2 separate regions of the Homo sapiens genome follow, and region 2 is linked to region 1. Evidence: chromatin contacts called from ENCODE Hi-C or POLR2A ChIA-PET data. All regions are on one chromosome and are shown on one strand. Each heading gives the region's core, a stretch centred on a gene start or an enhancer-like site at or near the end of the contact. The rest is flanking DNA. Distances are from core to core; before and after follow the strand shown. Region 1 holds the start of ANTXR1 (ANTXR cell adhesion molecule 1). Region 2 holds the start of AAK1 (AP2 associated kinase 1).

Evidence for each region. A loop is a pair of places that touch in the nucleus more often than their neighbours do. ChIA-PET counts read pairs that join two places held with the same protein, here RNA polymerase II (POLR2A). Pooled maps may share reads with other maps.
Region 2: a loop to region 1 is called in a map of prostate gland, with 3 times the contacts of the local background. The contact joins the promoter of AAK1 here to the promoter of ANTXR1 in region 1. A Hi-C loop is called at or near these places in 1 of 168 maps with a recorded cell type or tissue (prostate gland) and 4 of 50 pooled maps. POLR2A ChIA-PET finds 5 or more read pairs at or near these places in 2 of 52 experiments (Panc1 and activated CD4-positive, alpha-beta T cell).

Annotation. Positions count from the first base shown.
Region 1 is chr2:69,011,299-69,018,015 of GRCh38, reverse strand. It overlaps ANTXR1 (ANTXR cell adhesion molecule 1), which reads right to left and starts at 4,837. Exons shown (of 18, transcript NM_032208.3): 1 at 4,365-4,837. The coding sequence starts at 4,516.
Region 2 is chr2:69,640,104-69,646,270 of GRCh38, reverse strand. AAK1 (AP2 associated kinase 1) reads left to right here and starts at 2,532. Exons shown (of 22, transcript NM_014911.5): 1 at 2,532-2,696; 2 at 2,997-3,393. The coding sequence starts at 3,231. It also overlaps a transcript of ANXA4 not described here. RefSeq lists enhancers at 746-1,348, 2,104-2,373 and a silencer at 2,454-2,783.

The DNA of each region.
Region 1 (6,717 bases), core at 3,588-6,087:
TTGAGATTCATGATGCAGAATCCACTATCTCCATTCAAGTGACTAATAGCTCCATGTAAAATAGTCCAATATGTAATACATAAACATATACGTAATAAGAGAGGGTGGGGGGGTGCTGTGAGAGAGGGAAGGTAGTTATGTCTGTGGGTTGGTCAAATGGGTGCATTCATCTTGGAAGATCCCCTGGAAGACTTAAAAGAGGCTAGCTGTTTCTTTGCTTTTTGTTGAACAGAGCCTTCCAAATCTAACTTTTCAAATCCCCGACTGAATTCCCAGCAATCTATTTTTCCTGACTATAACCAGAAAAGCATGTTTAAGTGAACATGAAATTCCATCAGTATAAAGCCTTGTGCAGCCCAGTCCACCAGCCCAGTCGCCAAAGCCACTAATAATGCCCTATTGTGTTACTGTGGTATTTTCTAGGTTATCATTATGAAGTCTTTGCTCCTGGTTGAGAAAACATGACGTTCCATTAAATGTATAATCTGGGTTCCCTCCAGGCCAGAGATGCAGCTTGCTTAAAGCTGAAATGAGCTGAGATTTAATGTCATGGGAAAAGAGAACCAGTTGCAGGGGAAGAAGGAGTTGCAGGGATTGGGAGAAGAATGGTGGATTCAGTCCCCTATGATCCCTCGGTTTCAGACTGTAGACAGTGTCTTGCCAGCGAAAGGATCTAAGAAGCCCAAGGAAAAAATGAGTCAGCATTTTTTCACTTTCCACTCTGGCTGTGGTTGGGTGCTGGACAGCACTGTGTGAGGAGGTTCTCTCTAGGACAGAAGATCATGTCTTTAGCGACCACCCAGGGGTCTGTTTGCCACCACTGCGTTTTGGCCCATCCCCTAGCTCTGGACTCATCAATCTCATAAATTAGCCTGGATGGAGGTGGTAAGCTGGTGGAGTGTGCACTACCGCACCAAGTTCTAGCAAGTTTTTCATTCAGCACAAAAATATCCTTCTCTTCCAGCAACAGAACAGCTAAAGGAAGTCAGAGGCATCCACCTGAATGTCTGTAAAGGTCTCCCCACCATTTCTTTTCCTGGAGCATTTTTGGGTCTCCAATGTGCTTCATAGAATCCTATGATGCACTCAGACATTTACTCCAGGATTAAATATAAAAGCAGCAGCATCCTTTACAACAGCAAGGGGCTTGGAAGTGAGCACACTGTTTAGAGACCCACTTGACATGATTTTCAAAACAAATTCAAAATAACTTATTTTTGTTGAATATAAAAGTAATGTATGTTCAGTACAGAAAAATTAAGAAAAACATGTAAACAAAATTTAAAATTCTACCTGCTAGAGACAAATAGTAGTACCATATTGGTAAATAGAGACATACACATGTGTGTGTTTAACTTTTTAAACAGGTGGAATCATAACGCAGATGACGTTTGGTAATTGCATTTCCATCTAAAAGTGTATAGTATGTTAAGAATTATGTATTTCTCCTAAAATAGCTTACAAGCTTGTATAACATGCAATGCAGGTTCAATACTATACACATATCATACCTTAGTAAATCCACTGCTGTTAGACACATGTAATCCTCAGCTTTTTATTATAAACAGCACCTCCATAAACATACATGTAGGTACTTCTTTGTGACTATTTGGATTTTTTTTCTTTAGGACATGAAATTGCTCGATGGAAAGGAACACCCCTCATTTTTTAAAAGCATTTTATATGTGTCGCCAAATTATCTTCTTGTCTGCACTATCCGGTATGGTAGCCACATGTGGCTATTAAAGTTCAAATTAGTTAAACTTATATAAAATTAAAAATTCACTTCCTCAATCGCACTAACTACATTTCAAGTGCTCGAGTCACATATGGCTAGTAGCTACTGTATTGAACTGCACAGATATAGAACTTTTCTACCGACCTAGAAAGTTCTACTGGACAGCGCAAGTCTAGAAAGACTGCACCAATTTACATTTTCCCTAGTAAGAAATGACAGTGCCTATCTCCCACAAATTGGCCAATACTGAATATTGTAATTTTTAAAAAAGTTTTTGCCAACCTAATAAAAATCATATTGTTTGATTTTTTCATTTCTTTGATTAATAACGACCTTTTTAGTTCATTTATTGACTCATATTTTTTTCTCTTGTGAATTATGCACTTAGGCTATTTCCTATTGGGATTTTGCTTTTACTGCTTTTTATATATGAAAATCAATCTTAAGAGAGTGATTTATGTGGCAATAGTTATTGTAACTTCTTATGTTTTTTCATGGCTTATTTTTCATTTATAGAAGTGTAAAATTTTAATATATTCAAATCTCTATTTTCCTTTATGGTTTCTTCCTTATCATGTTTTAAAAGCTCTAAACCTAAGATTACAGTAATATTCATCTAAATTATCTTCTAGTTCTTTGATCATTTCATTCTAAATATTTAGATTTTCAACCTTTCTGAAATTTATTTATGTGTATGGTTTGTAAAGTATAAATCTAACCTTTTTCATTCTCCATGTTATCAATCACTTGTCCAGGAACCATTTTTTTTTAAATTAATGAATCATTATATACTGATTGGAAATTCCACTAAATGTTTACATGTGTTTGGATCTACATGTACTTGTCTTTTTAGATTTTCTACTCTATCCACCTATTCTTTGGCCTTTACCATCCTGTTTTTATTAATTTACATTATAATACATTTTAATATTTGGAGAGAGAATATGGCTTCATTATTCTTTTCCAAAAATGTTTCAGCTCTTTTTACCTGTTTTTTTTTTTTTTGCTAAGATAAGCCTAGAATCATTTTGTTAAATTCTTATCATCAAAACAAACTCTTTCAGAACTTTGACTGAAAAGTTGAATTCAATTTCTAAATTAATTTGGGGAAAACTGGTTATCTCTACAGTATCCATATCTCTATAGTATCTCTACAGTCATCCATTCAGAGACATGGTGATTCTGTCCCCCTTTTTTTTTTTTTTTAGATTTTCCTGAATATCATTCTGAATTGGCTTTTTAAAAAAGCACGGAGGAGGAGCACCTCCGACTGTTTTCATGCACTGTCTCTAAGTCTGTGAGCTGATGCTTCCAGCCACTAGAAGTAACAAAAGAAATTCCATTCCTTAGCACTGGAGCATATTTTCAGTATCCACCTTCTCATAAATCTGCAGAAAAGAAATCTCACTTTTCATCCAAAGAATCTGGAGTTCAAAACAGCCTTTACGGAAAAATCAAACTCCAGGGGCAACTGCAAAGCACATTTGGTGTCTAGCTAGCCAGCTTATTTTGCAGGACTCTTTTTCCAACTCCTAAATACTTTCCAGTCTGTGAAATCCATCTCCCCACCACTGTAACAGCAAAGCGCCTCTCCTGGCACTGGAGAGCTCACTCAGTTTTAATGAGCACGGATCTTCTGTGAGGGGCTTTTTATCGTTGAAGCTGGTTTTCAGCAGATAGCATGAAGCTTCCTTGGGTGACTGTGGCTTGGCAAACTTATGCGGATTTGGGAAGTGCTTCATTGGTCAGAATTCAGCTCTCCCTTGAGCAAATCCTAAAGCCTAACCACTTTTTGCAAGGAAACCAGGGCTCCTGCACCTCCCTGGTAGCCCACCAGTCAAATGGCCAAGAGCTTGAATTCACTACATCTGGGGTACTCAAGTCGAAGGGGAGGGACATTTGGCAATGTCTGGAGGCATTTTTAGTTGTCACCACTAATAAGGAAGGAGTGGGGGGCGGGGGATGTTACTGGCATCCAGTGGGCAGAGGCCAAGGATGCTGCTAAACATCCTACAACGCGCAGGACAGCCCCCACCACAAAGAATTACCAGGTTTCAATCTCAGAAGTGCCAAGGTTAAGAAACCCTGCCTTTCATTCTCACTCAGTGCCCGGTGAGAAGTATGCATTACATGATTAGGAGCAAAGATAATGCCTTCCGTGGGACAGCGTTTCAAAACAAAACAAAAAAACAAAAACAAAAACAAAATGCGACGATTGGCTTTAAAATGCCCAAGCCTCTAACTTTAGGAGTGCCTGTGCCTGCAAGTTCTGCCTTTGGTAAGCAAGCCTTTCCCACCAACACGGGAGGGAGTCACAGAAACTCAGCAAGACAATAGCATCCTCCAAGCCCCTTGCCTGCTCCTGGGACACAGAAAGCAAGACAGAAAAGAAGTCTGTCCCCTTCCGAGCAAGCGGCGTCGCCTCGGCTGCGGGCTCTGGAGCCGAGGCTGGGAGGAGCGCGCCCCAACAAAGGCGCAGCACTCCGCCGCCGCCTGCCGCGCGGTCCCTCTGTGGCCCTGGAGATGCGCTCCTGTCCCCAGGCGACCCTGCCAACGAGCCCGGCCCGGGGCGAAAGCGTTTTCGCCCGCTTAGCCTGGGGTGGGGGGGACAACTCGCGGCACTTACTTGTCCAAAATGAAGTACAGGTCAAATCCGCCGTAGCAGGCTGGACCCCCATCCTCCCTGCGTCCCCCTTGCCCGGCGCAGATGAGCACCAGAGTGGCCAAAGAGAGCCACTGGAAGCCGATGCCGAGGGCTCTCCGCTCCGCCGTGGCCATGGCCCGCAGCCCGGGGAGAGCAGGGTCCGCTCCTTCCCACGCTCCGCGAACTCGCCACGACCCTCAGGGACGCGCCATCCGCGGGCCCTTCCTCGCGGGTCCTTTATTCCCCCTCGCTCCCTCGCAACTCCCCGGAAGCAATTGTCTGGAGGAGTTCAAGGTTTCCCCTCTGGTTTCCGCTCCGATGCTGTTTCTGGGTTTCGGGTTTCAAGGATCCCAATCCTGTCCTCCGCTTCTTTTAAAGGGGAGGGCTGCCTCGGTCCGGGGCCGCCGGGCAGCTCCCGAGGCCGCGCCGAGCTTTTGCAATGGAAGGAGTTCCGTCCCGACGGTTCTTTGTCCCAGATTTTAAATATGATGGGGGGGGGGGGGGGTTTCAAATTGTTCTTGGTGGGGGCAGTGCTTTGCCTTCTCTCCTTCCTCTCTGCCCCCCTTTCGCGTTCTTACGGGGAAGAAAGTTCAAAGGCTGCCACCTTGTGGACAAAGGCGGCGAAAGCACGCGTGGGACCCGCGGGAGTGCGTCGGGGGCGGGGGCGCTTCCAGGCTTCGCGTATAAATTTCCTTGTCCTTACCATTCTCATGTGAGCTGTGCGTGTTTTCTTACTCCTTCCTTCTTCCCACGCACTTTCCCTTTCTTTTTCCGTGACCGCCTCTCCATTCTCTGTAGTCCTTCTATTCCTTCTTTTCCTTCCCTATCCTGCATCTTTTGATAAGGTCACTAAACATTGGATGAGAATTTGTTTCCTCCAACCACGGTGACTCCGGCTCCCCAGGCTAGGACCTTTGCAAACAAACCATTGTGCAGATGAAGTAGGGGAAAAACGGGACCTTTGTGGTATGAGTCATCAGAGTGACCTTACATGGTCTTAGTCTGTCTGGACCATAAAAGAGACTGTTGGGGTCCGGTCTGAAACCATCACAAACAACCCCACAGAGTGTGGTACTTAGGGCTGCTCCCGGCATGGAACAGCTGAGCCTTCTAGATGGCCACCATCTCCATCTTTTAGGGATTCTATGATAATAGTTCTTCTTTTCAGCCTGTGAACTTTGACATTTTCTCTCTATCTTTGATTTAGGATGGAGGAAGTAAACAGCTTACAAGAGTAGAGACGCTCCAAGCAGTTTGGAATTGGCAGGGAAGTTCCGTGCTAGCCTCTCTAAATTGGAGAATCAGCCTCTGAGCCCCAGTTCCGAGTGGTACCCCAGTTCTAGCTTCCTATTGTCTTCCGCTCTGGGAGCCCTCAGTGCATATGCATGTACTGTTTTCCCAGGATTCTTCCTCCAGACACACATATTCCCCTCCACTTGTGTGCCTCCCAGACCCTTATACCCCAATGTGACAGTCCATGGTGGTTTCCCCCAACATGTGTACCATGGAATCTTAGTGTCTTGGAATGCTCCACTAACCAATAATCATGTTGTCAAATCAGCCTTGAAGATTTGTCATGCGTAGCACTGACCTGCCTCCAAAATGAACCCAGTGTTTCTCACCTCCTGGAATTCACACCCCTTCCACCTTGGGTGAGACTGACCTGTGAGTAATTAAGAAGATGGTGTGTGGCTTCTGAGGATAGGCCATGAGAGATGTTGTGGTTTTTCCCTTCTCTCTTGGATCACTCACTGTAGGAGAGCCCACTGCCATGTCGTGAGAACACACAAGCAGCCCCAAGGAGGGGTCCGTGTGGTAAGGAACTGAGACCCCTGCTGGCAGCCAACACCACTTTGCCAACATTGTGAGTGACCCATCTTGGACATAGGTTCCTGACATCCTGTGAAGCCTTCAGCTGACTGCAGCCCTGTCTGACATCTTGACTGCAACCTCATGAGAGATCCCAAACAAGAACTACCCAGCTAAGCCATTCCCTGATTCCTGATCCACAGAAATAAGCGAATTTTTATTAGTGTTTTAAGTCTCTAAGTTTGGGGGCAATTTTAAATATAATAAAAGATAACTAATATATGCCTAGTATCATATTAAAGCCTTGAGAATTTCTGTAGGAAAAAAATTGCTGAACTGTGTTTCCCAGACTTACTTGACCATGAAACTGTTGTTTCATAGATAAAATGTATTAAACCCATACTTTGGGAATTATTGCTCTCAGGAAAAAAATAATTGGAGGGAGATTAAAATACCCTAACCATCCAAGTCTTCCTCTTCCATGTCTTCTTTCTCCTCAAAGGATTGAAAACCCATGCTGACCCCA
Region 2 (6,167 bases), core at 1,283-3,782, 630 kb before region 1:
GAAAGTGTGATAGTTTTGAGATTATAGTGGCTGATCTGTTCATTATTTTGTACTCAGGAACTAAAAAATTACTAAGAGTTGTAAGAGCTCTGGTTTTATAGCTGAGATAATAAGCCCAGTGACACAAGTGGTCTAGGATCCCAGCTATGAAGTGGCAAGAGGTTTCCTGTCTCCTGGTCCTATGCTGCTTGTGCGTGGGTTTCTAACTATTCACGAGTCTTTTAATCAGTTAATGTTTGCTCTCTCTAAGTAGACAGTTTAGTATAGCCAGGTAAGAACTGGGCTTTGAAACTAAAATGTTTGGGTTTGAATCCTGGCTTTGCTATTTACTGTGTGACTTTGGGCAAGTCACTAATCTCTTTGCTTTACTTACCCACCTATAAAATGAGTATAATAATGGTACTTTACTTCATAGGGTGGTTGTGAGCATTATATACTTAATATATGTAAAGCATGAAAAACTGTGGATTTGTCATTATAATTGCTATTAGTCTGTGAGGGAATGGAGGGCAAGGAATCTAGTCATGTTTTTTGTTTTTTAAACCTCTTCCCTCAGCTTCTGATCAGAGCATTCACGTGGGTGTTAAATAAATGCATGTTAGCTACCTTAAGCATATTGGGAGTTTTTGTATCACTGAAGTAAGACTTGAGATTTGTGTAAGCCTGGACTAGTCTGGTACCAGAGAAGTCTAGAAAGGTAAAAACTGAGATAGCATCAGATTGATTTTAGGACCTAGCACAGCTTGTTTAAAAAAGTCAGTCAAGACAAATAAGTGCTGAGAGAAATGGGGGTCAATGAGTCTAATTCCAAATGAGCTTTCTCATCTATTTTAAGATCTGCTTCAAACTTCCTCAGACAAAAATCTGGCCTTTTAAGGAAAGTGCAGAGAACATGCCTTCGTGGGCTTAGTTTGAGGGAATAGGGGCTGCATTTCACCCTGGAGGTGGCTACATGAATTCGTGAACTGAGGTGACAACACTGACTCTCTCCGGAAGAAAAGATGCTATCTCTTCACGGAGTTTAATTACAATGGCACTACTTGAAACAAGCTGCAGCAGCAGCAACAACAAACGCTACTGTTAACCCAGTCACAGCTCAGCTCAATATTCAGATTAGAGAAAGCAAGAACCATTTTTTTCCCTGGGACACCCTTCTCTACTCAAATACCCGCTGAAAAAAAAATTCTGAGACAAGCACTAGGGAGTGGGGAAAGCGGGCAGAGATGAACAATAACCCATATTCAGGGGTTAGAAAAATAATATTAATAAATCATGGTAGGTTTTTTTGTTTGTTTTTGGCAGCAACTTGCCACTCTTCAGCATCATCCATCAGGAAATCTAGGTCGGAAAAGTGTACCAACTGACCTTCCAAATTTTCTGCATTTGGCAGATGCAAATCACACAGTCCATCCCCGCCCTCAGCACTTGGACGGTATCAGGGAAACGTAAGTATCAATGGAAGAATCTTGAAGTGAAAAATAAATAACTGGTCAGGTTAGGGTTAGTGTTCTTGTGTGCAAGGGAGCTAGTGAAGTTTAGGCTTTGATGCGCACCCACAGCGTCAGCAAAGGAGGAGGAATTAAGGGACAGCATGGGCCGAAAAGCCCCCGAGTTTTGAGGTCAAGCCAACGGGCTGGGTCTCCGGTATCCTAGGATCTGCCCTGCACACAACCTTTGGCAGTTTCTCGGTTTGAATCTCGCCTGTACATTTCCAGACGAGACACTGTCTTACTGAGCGTTCTCACAGCGCCTAGCTCAGAGCTGACCGCAGAGCCGGCTCTCAATAACATCGAGACGCAAAAGCAGCTTTTGAGGTTAGGGGCGGAAGGGCATCGGTTTTACTTATTTCAAGGCTGGCGCTCGGTGCAGCCGGATCCAACTGCCAGCACAATGTTCCCGATCACTTCTCGCTTCCATTTCAGCCCAGGAGACGTCGGGAAACCCACAGGACCCGCTAGGGGCTAAGCGGTTAAGCCGCGTCCTTCAGGTGTCAGTCTCGATCCGTTCGGAAACCACAACCTCCAGAATCCCTTGTGCCAGGAGGCCAGGCCGCAAATAAGATGGCTCCAGAAGGGTGGAACATACAGCGGGGGGGGGGGGGGGGGAACTTAGTTGTTGGCAGTTTCTTCACGGGATGTGTTTAAATTGCCGAGTCCCCACATACGCGCCACCCCACAAATCTCCTTCGAGGCCGTGGAGGCCACACGGCTGCCGCCTCGCCCTCTCCTCCAGGAGTATGCTGGGATTTGTAGTCCAGCAGCCGGACTGTGCCGAGCTACCTTTCCCAGCTTGCCCTGCGGCTCGGGTGATATCAACAGTCTTTTCCAGAACTCTGTCTGCACTGAGACCCTCTTCCCCCAGTCCTCTTCTCGCGGTCGACTCCTTCCCATCCGTGGCGACAGAACGGCGGTTGCAGGAGAGGCCCCGGTCCCTCGCCGCGCCGCCCCGAGGGGCACTTCCGGCGGCGGTTCACTTCCTGGTTGGGTGGATGGAGCCGGGCGGGAGCGCGCGCGGGGGAGGGGCGGCGGGTCAGTCTCCGCCCGGCGCTCCCGGGATCAGCTGGCGGGCGGGCGGGAGCCGAGCGCGGCCCCGGCTCTCGCTGCAGCGCCGCCTCTTCTCTGCGTCGCAGGCCGGCCCGGCGGCCGTGACAATGTCGCGGGGCTGGTAGCAGGGCGCCGGCCGCCGAGCCGTCTCAAGTGGGTGCTGCCAGGATGCCGCCTCGAGGGGCGGCGGGGAGACCCGGGAGGAGCGGGAGGCAGTGCCCGGGAGGGTCGGCGCTGCCGGAGCAGCTCGGATCCCTCCTTTCTCCGAGCTCCCGGCTCGGGGGTCCCGGGTTCTGGGGCCGGGGTCGCGTTTTCAGCCCCACGGTTTTTCTCGCCGGGAAAATACATGAAGCGTTTCCCCAGGATGATGGCTTTTGCTCCCCCTAGGACTCAGCGGTTGAATTTTTAAGCGTGTTACTGATTCATCCTCTCTTTCTTCCTCTGTCATCACAGGTTTAAACTTACACGAATCGCTTTCTGGAGGAGGAGGGGACCCGCTGCGCGATTGACACGCATATTCCTATAGGCATCCTCCCTCAGCCCCCACCCCCACGGCCGGATTCGGGTGGCTCCTCTCCGAGGTGAAATCTGAGAAGAAATCCTTGGATCTCTTTTCTTAAAAAAAAAAAAAAAAAAAAAAAATCTAGAAACCATCGGTATTTTGCTTTGCTGCTCCCTATTCGCAAGATGAAGAAGTTTTTCGACTCCCGGCGAGAGCAGGGCGGCTCTGGCCTGGGCTCCGGCTCCAGCGGAGGAGGGGGCAGCACCTCGGGCCTGGGCAGTGGCTACATCGGAAGAGTCTTCGGCATCGGGCGACAGCAGGTCACAGTGGACGAGGTGTTGGCGGAAGGTACGGTGGGGCTCAATGCGCCGTAAATTAAAATCTTGTGCTGATGCGGCAATACTGTGGTTTCTAGTTGTTGCATGTATGAATGGGCTTTGACCAGTTGACCCTCCCTTCCCCCTTCACTTGCCCTGTGAGTCATTGTCCTTGAGAGATTTAAAATTGAGATTTGAAAGTGACTGGGCTTATGGGGGTGTGGGGAGGTTGCCGAAATTGTTTACGTTAGTGGCCTTTTATTTTTATTTTTTTAATATTGAGAAGCCAAATTTTGAGGATCACACAAGAAAACGTATGTGTGAAAGTGTAAAGCTTTATGCCAAAGGCAGGGTGATGGGCTTGTCATCCTCCTAAAACTTAAAATCTTGATGTGAAGGCTGAAGGGTGGGGGGACTTTTAAGAAGAGAGGGGTTTCTCCTTCTCCTACCCAACTTTCCCACTTCCATGAGCAGGCATTGGAAGGAAGAGAGGATTTTCGGAGAACGTGAACGTGTTTTTCCAAGGGCCAAGGCTCTTGGTGGATTTCACTAGTAGATTTGTTTCCTGACCCAACTGTAATCAGGTCCCCAGGTTATAGCAAAGATAACAGAAATTACATAAAACAAATGTGGTTATTTTGAACTCAGTCTAGTAGGCCCCTCTTCCTTCTCGCTTTAGGTTTTGTTTTTTGTTTTTTTAATCAAAAGAAAAATTACTTGAGAGTGGCTCTGATTTTGTTTTTTCGCTATCAGAGAGGATGTTATTTAGATCTGCTGCATAAATTCCCTCTGTGTTTCATCTGTGTGTCTATACTCACGTAGATATACATCTTGATTCCCCCAGGCTTTCGGGAAATCTTTGCATGTCTCTTTTGGTAACCTTAACCTCGACCTTCATAATTATGCCAGACTCATACTTTTCACAGCCCTTCGCCTGCCTAGTGTGCTTTTATTTTTAATAAAAGCAGCAATTTCCTTGGCATGAAGCAATTCAGACTGATTGGATGGGGCCAACCTGCTGTAGGTTGTGTTATAGACCGAGAGGGGTTGGAAGAAGGGAGAGGTCTCTCTTACTGCAACATGGTGATGGTAGGGAACAGTTTTATTAGCAAGGGAAGAGAGAAAGCTAAGAGGCCTCTTTAAAAAGGGGCCTTTTGCAAGCTAAAGTTGAAGCAAGGGTCCTGACCTGGGCCTGGGAAATGCTTACCATGGTGGATGTTGCGGGCTGGTGGGTGGGTTTGGAAGAGGAAGAAGCTGTGTTTGGCTCTCAGCTTGTGTAAGCACTGGATTCAGCAGGGCCCAGTTTTCTGGGAATAGAGTTGAAGTCTGTACTTTAAAAACATGATTTTTAAAAAAGATCTCTGACAGTTAATGTCCATGTGAAATTATTGCTCTTCCAATCTCAGTACTGTTCTAGCTGCGCTTTATCTGGGGCCAGAGTCACTGTCCCCTTGGATCTTTCCCGTGGACTTTGGTGCAGGCTAGGAGATGCTTCTGTGCCCGCTGCCAGATCCGCACCCTTGAGTCTGATCTGTCTCTTTCATCCCTGTGCCAAAGCCCTTAACTGCAGTGGGGTGGAGAAACAGTGAAAAGGAGAGTGTGTCAGAGAGAAATCAGGAGAAACGAAGGGCCACAGAACACTTTCCTCCCCTCTGAATGGCCTCTGCTGACCTTATAGCCCACGAGCGTTTTGTTCAGCTAGGATGTTGTCTCATCACGGATGATGCTGCCCTAAGCGGTGCATGTTCTCCAAGTGTGAGAGAAGTGATAGGGAAAAGAAAAGGCAAAATTGGTCTTTGTTACCTAGGCTGCCTTCCTCTTCTCTGGGATTCATCTTTGAGAACTGCGCATCACGTATTGTGATATTTTTACACAGAATTTAGGACTTGTAGCTCTGCATTTATTCATTCAACAGTTTATGGAGTTGCCTGTGAAGTGCCAGGTGCTGTGCTAGGCTCTGGGGGTATACTGTTAAACTAGATGCTAGCTTTTACCAACTGCTTTAAGAGATGGAAAATAGCCAGTTATAGTGGATTGGTAAATGCCATCATAGAGATAAACTTAGGGTGCAGTGGCCCCCAGTTTTAGGGAGCCCAGGATTTCTGAAGGAAGTGACTGAAGAGTGAGTAGGAGTTAGTGTGGTGGCACCATGGGCAAAGACAGAGTAGCGAGAGAGAATGTCACGTAAAACTGGGTCTGGCTATGCGCCCTTTTTGTGTTCTTTGGCTTAAGTTGAGTTTGAATTTGTGGCTCTTAGAAGTATGTAGATATGTAGGAGCCAGTATACAAAGTATTTATGTAGCACCTACCAAGTCCAAAGACCCTATGAAGTTCTGAGATGGATGAGGGAGGTCTATAGTGTGATTGACATCTGCCTTTAAGGATCTGCCAATGAATTTGGGAAGATGAGGCATACATTCACACATACAGTAGCATGGTTACCAGCACTGTCTGTAGAGTCAGACAGATCTAGGTTCAAATTCTGGATCTGTTCTTTACTAGCTGTGGAACTGTAGGCAAGACATTCCAAACCACTCTTGAATCTCTGTTTCCCTGTGGCAGTGGTTCTCAAAGTGGGGCATACTTATCACCTGCGAGCTTGTTGGAAATGGAGATTCTCAGGCCTCACTCTGTAGGCTGTGGGTGTGGGGCTTAATAAGTTCCTGGAGAGATTCTGACGCAAGGTCAAGTTTGAGAACCACTGCTTAATGGGCTGGTCATGAAGATTAAATGAGGCAATATATATAATTAACATTTTCAGGTGTTCAATAAATGGTAGCCATTACTTACCAGCAACGTTATACA